Linked DNA regions of Homo sapiens: region 1 is linked to region 2. A link is a contact called in ENCODE Hi-C or POLR2A ChIA-PET data. All regions are on one chromosome and are shown on one strand. The core of a region is the stretch at or near the end of the contact, and the rest is flanking DNA. Distances in the headings are between cores, read along the strand shown.

The links. A loop is a pair of places that touch in the nucleus more often than their neighbours do. ChIA-PET counts read pairs that join two places held with the same protein, here RNA polymerase II (POLR2A). Pooled maps may share reads with other maps.
Region 1: a loop to region 2 is called in a pooled map, with 13 times the contacts of the local background. The contact joins two enhancer-like sites. A Hi-C loop is called at or near these places in 4 of 50 pooled maps. POLR2A ChIA-PET finds 5 or more read pairs at or near these places in 2 of 52 experiments (H1 and activated T-cell).

Annotation. Positions count from the first base shown.
Region 1 is chr10:119,127,225-119,133,519 of GRCh38, forward strand. DENND10 (DENN domain containing 10) reads left to right here. Exons shown (of 9, transcript NM_207009.4): 7 at 2,291-2,398; 8 at 5,291-5,385. Among named protein-coding and RNA genes, the nearest start is that of DENND10, 26 kb to the left of the region's middle. Within about 2 kb of position 4,632, at least 14 of the 41 ENCODE cell types and tissues checked have a DNase peak (open chromatin) inside an H3K27ac peak, as active enhancers do.
Region 2 is chr10:118,835,338-118,841,789 of GRCh38, forward strand. All of the region lies in intron 3 of LINC03036 (long intergenic non-protein coding RNA 3036), which reads right to left. Among named protein-coding and RNA genes, the nearest start is that of CACUL1, 84 kb to the left of the region's middle. Within about 2 kb of position 4,919, at least 2 of the 41 ENCODE cell types and tissues checked have a DNase peak (open chromatin) inside an H3K27ac peak, as active enhancers do.

The DNA of each region.
Region 1 (6,295 bases), core at 3,382-5,881, 290 kb after region 2:
ATTTCCCAGTGAAGTTATTAATTTATCTGGAATAATTTTTTGTGTAGTGTGTGAGTTTGGGATCTGACTGAACTTTTTTACCCTATGGATAACCACTTGGACCAGGACATTTATTGAATAATCTCTTTCTTTTTTCAGTAATGAGTAATATTACTTGTCATCTGTCACATTTTCTCATTCATGGGTGGGCCTGGGTCTGGCTCTCAGTAGTAGGTTTTGTTTTTGTTGTTTTTTAAATTATTTTGTTTTATCTTATTTTATTTTATTTTTTTGAGACAGAGTCTCGCTCTGTTGCCCAGGCTGGAGTGCAGTGGCGTGATCTTGGCTCACTGCAACTTCCATCTCCCAGGTTCAAGCAATTCTTGTGCCTCAGCCTCCCGAGTAACAGGGACTACAGGCATGTGCCACCATGCCCAGCTAATTTTTTTTTTTATTTTATTTTTAGTAGAGATGGGGTTTCGCCATGTTGCCCAGGCAGGCCTCGAACTCCTGAGCTCAAGCAATCCACCCGCCTCAGCCTCCCAAAGGGCTAGGATTACAGGCATGAGCCACTGCGCCTGGCCACCAGCTAATTTTTGTATTTTTAGTAGAGACAGGGTTTCATCATGTTGGCCAGGACAGTCTCAAACTCCTGGCCTCAAGTGATCCTCCCACCTCGGCTTTCCAAAGTGCTGGGATTACAGGCAGGAGCCACTGCCCCCACCTGTTATTTTTTAACTGTCCTTGCTTGGTAAAGTAAAACTCTAGGAATGATAAATTGGTCCTGTATTAGTGTGTTCTTGCACTGCTATAAAGAAATAACTGAAGGCCGGGTGGGATGGCTCATGCCTGTAATCCCAGCACTTTGGGAGGCTAAGGTGGGTGGATCACCTGAGGTCATGAGTTCAAGACCAGCCTGACCAATATGGTGAAACCCTGTCTTTACTAAACATACAAAACTTAGCCAGGTGTGGTGGCATATGCCTGTAGTCCCAGCTACTCAGAAGGCTGAGACAGGAAAATTGCTTGAACCCAGGAGGTGAAGGTTGCAGTAAGCCAAGATCGTGCCACTGCCCTCCAGCCTGGGCAACAGAGCAAGACTCTGTCTCAAAAACAAACAAAAAGGCCAGGCACAGTGGCTCACGCCTGTAATCCCAGCGCTTTGGAAGGCTGAGGCAGGCGGATCACGAGGTCAGGAGTTCGACACCAGTCTAGCCAATATGGTGAAACCCCGTCTCTACTCAAAATACAAAAATTAGCCAGGCGTGGTGGCGCACACCTGTAGTCCCAGCTACTCAGGAGGCTGGGGCAGGAGAATCTCTTGAACCTGGGAGGTGGAGGTTGCGGTGAGCCGAGATCATGCTACTGCACTCTGGCCTGGGTGACAGAGCGAGACTGTCTCAAAAAAAAAAAACAAAAAAACTGAGACTATAATTTATAAAGAAAAGAAGTTGAATTGGCTCACAGTTCTGCAGGCTGTACAGCAAGAATAGTGGCTTCTGCTTCTGTGGAGGCCTCAGGAAACTTACAATCATGGCAGAGGGTGAAGGGGAAGCAGGCACGTCTTACATGGCTGGAGCAGGAGAAAGGTGGGGGAAGGTGCCGTCCACTTTTAAACAACCAGATTTTGTGAGAACTCAATCACGAGAACCACACTAAGAGGATGGTGCTAAACCGCTCATAAGAAATCACCCCCATGATCCAGTCACCTCCGACCCGGCCCCACCTCCAACATTGAGGATTACAGTTCGACATGAGATTTGGGTGGGAACACAGATCCAAACCATATCAGTCTCTCCTCAAATAATTTTTTTTTTTGGTAATTGTATTGCTCTGTGAAATCAAAAAAATCTGGGAATCATTGTTCTAACACCAATCCCAGAGATCTGCTAATTCCTGAGTTGCCCTGAACCCTTAAAGATGATGCCATTTCCACTCTGAGAACCCAGGCATTTGCCATTGATTTCCTGAAGGCAAAGACCTGAAGGGGGAACATCAGTCAAGAGAGTCCTTGCTACCTTCTGCCACAGCTGTCATTCTTGACCCCAAGAGCAATGATTGGAAAGTAAATGCCCTACTTCAGTCTTGTCCTTGACACTGATGGATAATTTTGGAATATCTGGCGTTGTGTGAATATCTTCAGGCAACTGATAGTAATGTAGTCTTACTAACTGCCACAGGGTACAGCTAATGTTCCCGAATGAATAAAGCAGTGAAAGAGAGCAGTCGATGAGCTTTTAGACCCAATTCTTTTGATGGGTTCACCATATTTCTTCCTACTCCAGTAAGGTTGCTCATGTTTGTGATGCAGGTTACGTCGCTGGATTTGTAGACTTGGAGGTGAGCAACAGACCAGACCTCTATGATGTGTTTGTGAATCTGGCAGAGAGTGAGATTACCATTGCTCCCCTTGCAAAAGGTTTGTTCTCTGTTCTGTTCTTGATACAAGATATAAGCCAAACAGTTGTACATTTTTAGGCTGATTCTCTAAAACCAGTATGTGAGGGCTGGCTTACCAACTCTGCTGAAGATGGATATTTCCGTGTCTAGAACACAACATTTATTCCTATAAACATAGACATATTAGCAGAACATCCCGGGTGCTTATGCAGCAGAGTGTATATTAAGAAGTTAAATAGTCTGTTCATCTTGTTTCACTACTTTTGTGTTTAAACAAGGTGTATTATCTACTGCCACATAACAAATCACTTCAGAACTTAGCGGTTTATTTTCTTAATTTTGAAATGTTTCTGAGTCATACAGAACTCAGTGGTTTAAAACAACACATATTCCTTTTTCTTTTCTTCTTCTTTTTTTTTTTGGCAGAGTCTTGCTCTATTTCCCAGGCTGGAGTGCAGTGGCCTGATTTTGGCTCACTGCAGCCTATGCCTCCCGGGTTCAGGTGATTGTCATGTCTCAGCCTCCCGAGTAGTTGGGTTTACAGGCATGCACCACCATGCTCAGCTAATTTTTTTTTTTTTGAGATGGAGTCTTATGCCCAGGCTGGAGTGCAATGGCACGATCTTGGCTCACTGCAACCTCCGCCTCCCAGGTTCAAGTGATTCTCCTGCCTCAGCTTCCCGAGTAGCTGGGATTACAGGCACCCGCCACCGCACCCAGCTAATTTTGTATTTTTAGTTAGTGATGGGGTTTCACCATGTTGGTCAGCTGGTCTTGAACTCCTGACTTCATGATCTGCCTGTCTTGGCCTCTCAAAGTGCTGGGATTACTTACATATGTGAGCCACTGCGCCTGGCCTAATTTTTGTATTTTTACTTGAGACAGGGTTTCACCATGTCGGCCAGGCTGGTCTCGAATTCCTAGCCTCAAGTGATCCACTGGCCTCAGCCTCTCAAAGTGCTGGGGTTACAGGCGTGAGCCATCATGTTCTAAAACAACACATATTTATCTCACAGTTTTGGCGGATCAGGAATGACTTATGTAGAGGTAGTTTGGCTCAGGAAGTTTCAGTCACGATATCCCAGAGCCACAGTCATCTGAAGGCTCCACTGGGGCTGGAACATCCGCTTTCAATGTGCATGGCTGTTGGCAGGAGGCCTCAGTTCCTTCTGCCATGGGCCTCTCCATAGGGTTGCTTGAGTGTTCTTACAATATGACAGCTGGCTCCCCAGGAGTGAGTGACCCGAGAGAGAAAAGGAAGTCACAGTGCGTTTTATAATCTTGCCTTGATAGTCACCATTACTTCCTCCATATGCTATTTGTTAGAAGCAAATCACTAAGTTTAGTCAACACTTGAGAGAGGAATGTCTCCACCTCTTGAAGAAAGGAGTATCAAAAAATATGTAGGCGTTTATCACTACACAGGGTTAAATGTGACTCCAGTATGGAAAATCTTTTTGAAGCATGTCTTAGTAAGCATAAGGGAATGAAGCTGTTCTTAGAGCTAATGATCAGGAAAGGGTGTACTAGTGTTAGAGTGGCATTCTTAGACATTCTAAATTGTTCCAAATTAGGCCGGCCATGGTGGCTCACGCCTGTAATCCCAGCACTTTGGGAGGCCAAGGCGGGTGGATCACGAGGTCAGGAGATCGGGACCAGCCTGGCTAACACGGTGAAACCCCGTCTCTACCAAAAATACAAAAAATTAGCCGGGCGTGGTGGCAGGCGCCTCTAGTCCCAGCTACTCGGGAGGCTGAGGCAGGAGAATCAGTTGAACCCGGGAGGCAGAGCTTGCAGTGAGCCGAGATCGCGCCACTGCACTCCAGCCTGGGTGACAAAGCAAGACTCTGTCTCAAATAAATAAATAAATAAATAAATTGTCCCAAATTACAGCTACATAAAGTAGAAAAGATTGGCTTAAATGCGTGTTGAGCACTACTCAGGTAGTGGTTTTAGATGGGATTACTGATTAACAGCTTTGTTTTGTCACTTATCTTTCTCCTAAAAGTGGGGGCAGCTGAATGCTGACTCATTGGGAATTGTTAGATTCGATTATGTGAGGTTTTATTGAAAAATTCAAATTAATAGAACCATAACTGGCTTTCCTTTAATTCGTTTTAAAATTGCAAACATAATGCATGCTCATGATGAAAAATTCAAACTATGGGGTCAGATCTTTACGAAATAACTGCCTTTTGCAAAGCGAAAGTGAAAGAAAACTGGCTGTGGCTAGGGCCACTTAAGCAGCTGAAGCATTAGGACCAGAAAGGGTGGCCATCTTCCTGCTGCCCTGTGTTGCTCTGTGTCTATAAAAATGGGCTCATCCTAATCCGCACCAGTTGAATGGAGTCTGTCTCTTGAAGTGACAAACAAGTTTCTGTTAACCTCCTCAGTGCAGACAGTAGCAATGTATGTAACCAGGCTAACTTAGGTGGTTTCCTTTGCTCATTTCTAAGAATCTAAACGAATTGAGCGCCCAGCTGGCTTCTGCAGAACTGACAGGAAGCTCCTCTTTCACAATATTCCCGCCAAAAAGATACATTTCTTAACTGTAAAGAGCTGGACTAGAACGTCAGACTCTTGGCTTATAGTCATGACTTAGTTGTAGTCAGAATTGTTCATTATGCTTTGTCTGGGAAGAAAAATAAAAATTTTGGTCAGGTGGGTGTGAAGGGGAAATCTGGTTTGGTGTGATGTGTTTTTATGTTTGCCCAGAAGTATAAATCACGATTATATTATGCCTTTCCTCCCAGCATGTTGTCATATTTGTGTCTAGTGATAAAATGGACATGTGGGAGGTTATCAGCTGCTTTTTGAAAATTCCCTCAGTGTGGTCTTCCAAGTTTTCAGATAGATGGCATGATTATTTTTTATGTCGATTTCTAAATATTCACCTTCTTGATCTCACCAGAGGCCATGGCAATGGGCAAACTGCACAAAGAAATGGGTCAGCTAATTGTTCAGTCTGCAGAAGATCCAGAGAAATCAGAGAGCCACGTTATACAGGTAACTCCCTCACCTTCTGACTTACTGAAAGTCCTGACCCGGTGTCGCTGGGTGGTGTGCGGCAGAGCTGTGCACATAAGCAGAGTGGGGGGCTGTGGTAGAGGCCAGCGGGCAGGTGCTTAGAGAGGGTTTACAGACGGCCACAGTGATGATGGACAAGCAGGTGCAGGCTGGCCTGATCTAGTTAGTTACTGGGCTCGAGGGCAGGTATACACAGGGGCTGGTGCTGACACCGACCGCTGGCAATGAGAAATGTAACTACCAAGTGGTCTGGAAGGCTTTTCTGGGCCAGCCAGTGCATTCTTTCTTCCTAGGAGAATTTCCCTGGAGGAACAAATTATAAAGGGGAGGTTGTTGCTGAGCATGGGGAACTAGATTGTCAAAATTTTGCTTTGCTTGTCTCCAGGACAACAGAAATCATGCAGTCAGACTCCTGTCCCACTTAGTGACTGTTGCCACATGCCGCAGAGCCAGCTCCTTGCTGGTGTCTACCTGGCATGCTGACCAGCGTCCATGTGGCCCAGTGGGCACCTGCTCTGCCCTTGCCAAACTGGGATGGCAAATGGGTTTTATTTCTTGTGCTTTCCACGTGGTGGCCTGCAGCCCGCCCAGCTCCTTGCATTTGGCCTGTTCCCAGCTCCTTGCTCCTCTCCTGAAGGATACACTTCCAGCGTTGCCTTATCTAGATGCCTGACTCATAACCTGGGGCTGGAGGGCCCAGAAGGACTGTCTCCCATCTGCACCTGTCCTACCTGGGGGTACGGGGGCACCTCTGATATGCAGGCTTTACTCATTCGGCCCAACCTGATGCCTTCTTCATTTATCCATTCATTTACTCAGTGTTTCTTGAGCTCTGTTTGTTAGGCATTGCACTGGCAGTGGGGATGCAGTGGTGAGCAAATCCCTGCCC
Region 2 (6,452 bases), core at 3,669-6,168:
GCCTAAGAACCCCCTGCCTAGACAGGGATTGAGAGTCTCCTGATAAGGAGAACAATTCTATTTGCACCTGGAGTTCTGTCTTTATAGAAACAGCGTGATTGCTTGGGAAGAGGATGCTGACCTAGAACTCTGCTAAGCCTCTGTCAGTTCTCTGGACCTTAGGATAACCCTCTTCCAGGGGGCAATTTGTTTGAATTGTGAGGTAAGGACCTCAGAGGAAGTAAGAAATAAACAGCCCCTTTAGCAGCTCCGCTTTCTCCTTCTCTTGTGGTTTTGGTCTGCTAGCACCATCAGCTTGGCAGTCCCGCCCTACTGACAAGGAATCCAGAGGATTTCCAGAAATGTTCTCCCAGAAAGGCAGAGAGGAAGCATAAGAAGGTAAGTGTGGAGGTGACCTGTACTGCCTCTAGCTGTGGTTGAGCTGAAGGGCTGAGAAGAGCAGCTGGCAGTGCTGCAGTGGCCAGACTCAGCCAGCCTGGCCAGCCCTGCAGAGATGGCACCTGCCCACTGCCATCCATCTCCTCTCCCTCCCCACCTCTTCCCCAAAGGCCTTCCTGGTTAGTTCTCCCACGCTCAGTCCTCTGGCCTCCAGCCAGGACAGCACCTGGGATATGGATGAAGCAAGATGAGTCACAGCTTTCTGGAAATTGATGGGCTAGGCAAACTCCCAGAGGGCAGAGGCTGGGTCCAGTGTGCTCCTCCAGAAGCCTTGTCCAGAGTGGGCTATGCCTGGCACATGAGCTACCATTGGAGGAGATATGGGCACCTAAAGTGACCCTGCATGTGGTCCTGGCTTCTGAGTGTGTCTTTTCTGGCAGGGAGCCAGGACTGGGCTCAAGTGATCAAGGCCCAGGAATTGTTTTCCAAATTTAATGTGTCTCAAACAGTAATGCTCACCAGGGATCTGCTACCATGCAGCCTCTAATTCAGCACGGCTGGGCCTCTGCATCTCTAACAAGCTCCTACGATGCCAATGATCCTGGCCCCCAGACCTCACTCTGAGTAGTGAGGAGGATCTAACTTAACCTACTACATTCCCAGGGGTGCTTTGGTCTGAAGAGGAGACATTCCAGCAGGGGCTGGCAGACGTGTAAAGAGAACAACATCAAGTGGTGAAATAGGTGAGCTTGGGAGTCTAACAAGCAGTCACGTCACTTGTCTGAGCCTTATTTTTCTCAGCTATTTTAATGAAAATAACTACTTCATTGGAGTTTTTGAGGAATCGAATGTGCTAAAATTTGTAAGATCTGAATTACTTCTTCTGTCCAATCAGAATATTAAAGATCAAAACGTTTGCTTACGGACATGTGTTTGACCAAGATGGAGTAGTCAGGGCTGCAGTATATGCCTGGGAAGAAACTACCCAAGGCCACAGAGAGAATTTCTCAAAGCAGAGCCAGAAATAGTGCCTATTCCCACCAGCCCGACTGGAAAACTTCATAATTCATGGGCATTGACTATTCAGAAAAGTCTGGCCTCAGTAGTGGGGAATAATTAATGCCAGCCTGAGCCCTGCCTACCAAATCGTAAAAGCAAAACCCAAAGGGGTCAAACTGTAAAGGTCAAGAATTTGAAGATATCCAACACCCAACAAGGTAAAGTTCACACCATCTGACATCCAATCAAAAATTACAAGGCATGCAAAGAAGAGGAAAAATAGAACCCTAATGAGAAAAATCAAGCAATCAAAACCCAGAAATGACACAGATGTCAGAAATAGCACACAAGGACATTAAAACAATTATAATTGTATTCCATATGTTCAAAAAGTTACATATGGAATATATTTTTTAAATGACCAAAATTAAACTTCTAGAGATTAAAACTACAACATCTCAGAACAAAAGCAACACTGGATGTGATTAGTAGATTAGACATTGCAGAAGATTAATGAATTTGAAAACACAGCAATAGAAATTATCCAAAATGAAATAGGTTTTTTAAAAAGGGATTTTAAAAACTTTAAGAGCATCAGTGATCTCTGGAACAACTTCAAGCAACCTATAGCAATAATACACATATAATTGGAATCCCAGAAGAAAGTAAAGGCTATGAACAGGAAAATATTTGTTTGATTCAGCAGATATAGGGCAGGGCCCAAGAACTTAAGTTTCCAGGTGATGCTGAAAAACTGCTCCAAGGTAGGAGTTGACAAACTACAGCTTATGGGCCAAATCCAACTCGCCACCTGTTTTTGTAAAGTTTTATTGGAACGCAATCACTGTGTTAGTCCATTCTTGCATTGCTATAAAGAAATACCTGCGACTGGGTAATTTATAAACAAAAGAGGTTTAATGTGCTCACGGTTGTGCAGGCAATACAGGAAGTATGGCTGGGAGGCCTCAGGAAACTTACAATCATGGCAGAAGATGAAGGGGAAGCAGGCACAACCTACATGGCTGGAGCAGGAGGAAGAAAGAGAGAAGGGGGAGGTGCTACACACTTTTAAACAACCAGATCTCATGATAACTCACTATCATGAGAATGGTACCAAAGGGGAAATCCAACCCCATGATCCAATCATCTCCCACCAGGCTCCACCTCCAACACTGGAAATTACAATTTGACATGAGATTTGAGCAGGGACACAGATCCAAACCGTATTGGTTACATTGCTTTACATGTTCTTTTTTTTTTTTTTTTTTTTTTGAGATGGCGTCTCACTCTGTTGCCCAGGCTGAAGTACAGTGGCATGATCTCAGCTCACTGCAACCTCTGCCTCCTAGGTTCAAGCGATTCTCATGCCTCAGCCTCCCGAGTAGCTGGGATTACAGGCACCCGCCACAACGCCTGGCTAATTTTTGTATTTTTAGTAGAGATGGGGTTTTACCATGTTGACCAGGCTGGTCTTGAACTCCTGACCTCAAGTAATGTGCCTGCCTCAGCCTCCCAAAGTGCTGGGATTACAGGCGTGAGCCACTGTGCCTGGCCAATTTACATGTTCTCCATAGCTATGGTGCTACAACAGCAGAGTTGAGTTGTTTCAACAGAGACCATGTGGCCTATAAAGCCTAAAATATTTCCTATCTGATCCTTTACAAAAAAGGTTTGTTGATCCCTGCTTTAGGGGATATACAGGAAGAAGTGTGATCCCTGCCTTCATGGAGTTAGCCTTGTAGGGAAGACAAGTAATGACACACACATACAAACACAAGTAAGAATTACATTTGTGTTACGTGCTGTGAATAAGTACCAGTAAAACCAGTACAATCAGGGAGGCTGAGCAAAGCTTCCTTGAGGAAATGATATTGATGCTGAGGCTTGAAAGAGGAACGGAATTGACCAGGCGAACCTTGCAGGAAGAGCTGACCAAGCACCAGAGTTATGTGTGTGAAGGTCCCTTTCTTAGTCAACTCAGGCTGCTATAACAAATTACCATAGACTCGGAAGCTTATAAACAACAAATTTATTTCTCACAGTTCTGGAAGCTGGAAGTTGGAGATCAGGATGCCAGCATAGTTGGGTTTTGGTGAGCGCCCTCTTCTTGGTTATAGAATTCCAACTTTTCATTCTCCCACGGTGAAAAGAGGGTGAGCTAGCTCTCTGGTTTTTTCTTATAAAGCCACTAATACTAATCCCACCCATAAGGGATCTATCTACCCTCATCACCTGATTACCACCCAAAGGCTCCTTCTCCAAATACCATCACATTGGGGATTGAGTCTCAATGTATGAATCTGAGGGGGACAAACGTTCAGTGCATAACAGCCCCCAAAGCTGGAAGGAGATCAGCAGGGTGAGCAAGGGGTAGGGGTGGATAGCACGAAGCCTGGGGAGGAGGAAGGGATGGGGCCAGGCCCTCCCACCAGGTGAGGAGGTAGGTCTGTATCCTAAGAGGACCGGGTTAGCCACTAAAATCCTTAAGCATAGACTACATAATTACACTGGCATTTTGAGGCAATTGGTTTGTTGATTGTGTAGACAGTGTGGAGAGTAGATTGGACAAGGACAGAGTGGAAATGGGTGGACGAGTTTGGAAGTCCCTCCAGGTGAGAAGTGATGGTGACTCAGACTTAGGAGGGCAGGGGAGAGAGAAAACTGGACCATTTCCAAATGCAGGCTTAGATTAGGTTCCGTGTGGACTCAGGGGGGACCTGGGAGAAGAGGGGCTCTGGGGGTGGGGCAGAGGTCATGGCCAGGAGGAAAGGAGTCTTTACAGGTCACTTCCCTAATTTGCCATGCCTCCTGCCTGTCCATCACAACCAGCTGATCCACCCTGTGCCAGCGAGCAGAGGCTCAGTCCCTGGGTCAGGCCCAGCTGGGGTGACCAACCATCCCATCTGCCCAGGATTGAGGGGTGTTCTGAGAGCCTTCAGCTAAATTGGGGTTCCAGTACCAGCACAGCTGGCAACCCTGCCCTAATGAGAAATGAAGAGGAGGTGAACATGTTGTTTACAGGACGCCTTTCACACGATCCTTCTACTTGTCGGATGGCCTAATGTCTGGTTATCCAACCTTCAAATGGAGGGTGCCTGGCATAGGAAATGTGTTTATGCTGGTAGACGATCTTGTGTCTTGTCTGACCTGTGTCCAGTTTGTGTCTACCTGACCGTCACTCTGGCCCTCCTGGAAGCCCAACCTTGTGTTTCTCACCACTCCCATGTCCCAGGGAAAACCCAGTGGGGTAGCCCCCAGTTCTTCAGATGGAAGGCGCAAGTTCGATACACGACCATGACAGGAAGTCAGTTCAAATATTTTTACTTACAGATCCGGGGCAGGGAAGGCACCATGGGTAAGGAGGGCAGTCCACTGTCCGTGGGTCATGGAATGCAGGAACAAAGAGTCAAGCAGAGGGAAAGAGACAGAGAGATACAGAGACAGAGAGAGACAGAGAGGCAAAGAGTAGTATATAAGGGAATAGGAAGTGAGTCACCTTAAGTTCATGGGCAGCTGTCTGAATGGCCCGTTTAAAGGAAGCAGCAGGAAGGCGGGGGCGGGGGAGCCCATCTGGTGGGCGGGAGAGAGGCCTCTAAGTTCTCACCTGGAGCCGCGGCTTGAGTCATTTGGGTGTGGAGCTGGAAACTGTCTCAAGAGTCTCAAGAGTAACTGAGCCCTGCTTCTGGTAGGAGAAAGTTAAATGTGTATCCAAGATGGATGCTGAGGCAACATAAAATTATAAGAATTCACTGCAAAGGTTTCCCAGGGCACAGGACTTTCAGTGTTGGTCAACCGAGGCCCATGTCCATGTCTCTTTATTGAGAGGAAGGTCAACAGCCTTGGTGGGTAGCTTGGGAAGGGTAAGGCTACATGGCCAGAGGGTGGGCTGAGTGCACATTGCCTTGGTTCCGGGCCAGTTTGAACTCATTTCTTGAATATTGAAGGGCCCCGGCTCCACCTGCACAGCGTTCTCCAGTGACAGAGTGCTTTTGTGACTGTCGTCTCTCTGGGCCCCACAACAGCCACATAGGATGAAGAGAACCAGTCAGGTGTAGGAGCCATATATTATGGATGAGGAAATTTTGGCTGGTGTGTGTTGGGTGGGGGACTGTTAAGTGGTTCACCTGAGTGACCCCAGTTGAGAAGGAGCCAAGTGAGAGTCAAAGCTGTGCCCCTGACCCCATCAGCTGTCCTGACCCCTGCGGCTCAGCTGCCCACTCTGGGCTGTCTGTGGAACCAAGTGTGGGCTCACCCCAGGGCCTTGGTGGGGAGACCGAAGTGCGCCCCCACACCCGGCCATAGAAAGCTCCCAGCCTCAAGGGCCAAAGAATGGTGTTCTCAAACTGCCATGCCACAGGACAAACTGAGCTCACTGAGGGGACAGGAGAAGAAACGTGGGGCCATGAGGTCTCGGGAAGAAAGGGTGCTGGTGGAGGAACCATGGAGGACAGAGCCTAGAGGAGTAATCAACCCCTGTGTCTCCTCATCCATGCCTTGAGGCACATGGGCCAAATCACAGCTTCCCACCGGCCTGAATGTGTGAATCACTGGGCAGCTTGTGGACAGGACAGATGCCCAGCCCCACCCCAGACCTGGAGAGAGTGATATGTCCAAGGAATCGCGGCCCAGGGCTTCCTGTTCTTCAAAGCTCAGCAAGTGGGTCTGACAAGGACTCAGGTCTGAAACCATTCTCCAGCCAGTATCTGTGGCTCTTCCCAGCTGTGCGAGTGCCTTGAAATCCATACCGTTTATGAACCTTCTGTCAGCAGATTTTAGGAGGCAGCCGCCTTATGAGATGAGTGATATTAATCCATCCATTTCACAGATTAGGAAATTGGCCCTAGCTGAGACCTGCTAGTTCGTGGCTCATTTCGCTCAGCCTTAATTCTATCCAGAGCCCCAGTTGTCTCAAACCCACACTTCTAAATGACCCTAATTCACAGGTTGGCAAACTCTTTCTGTAAAGGGCCAGACAGCAAATCTTTTAGCCTCTGCCATGCACACAGACCTCAATTGCAGCCTCTTAACTCTGCCGTCGCAGCACAAAAGCAATCTTGGACATTATATAAATGAAT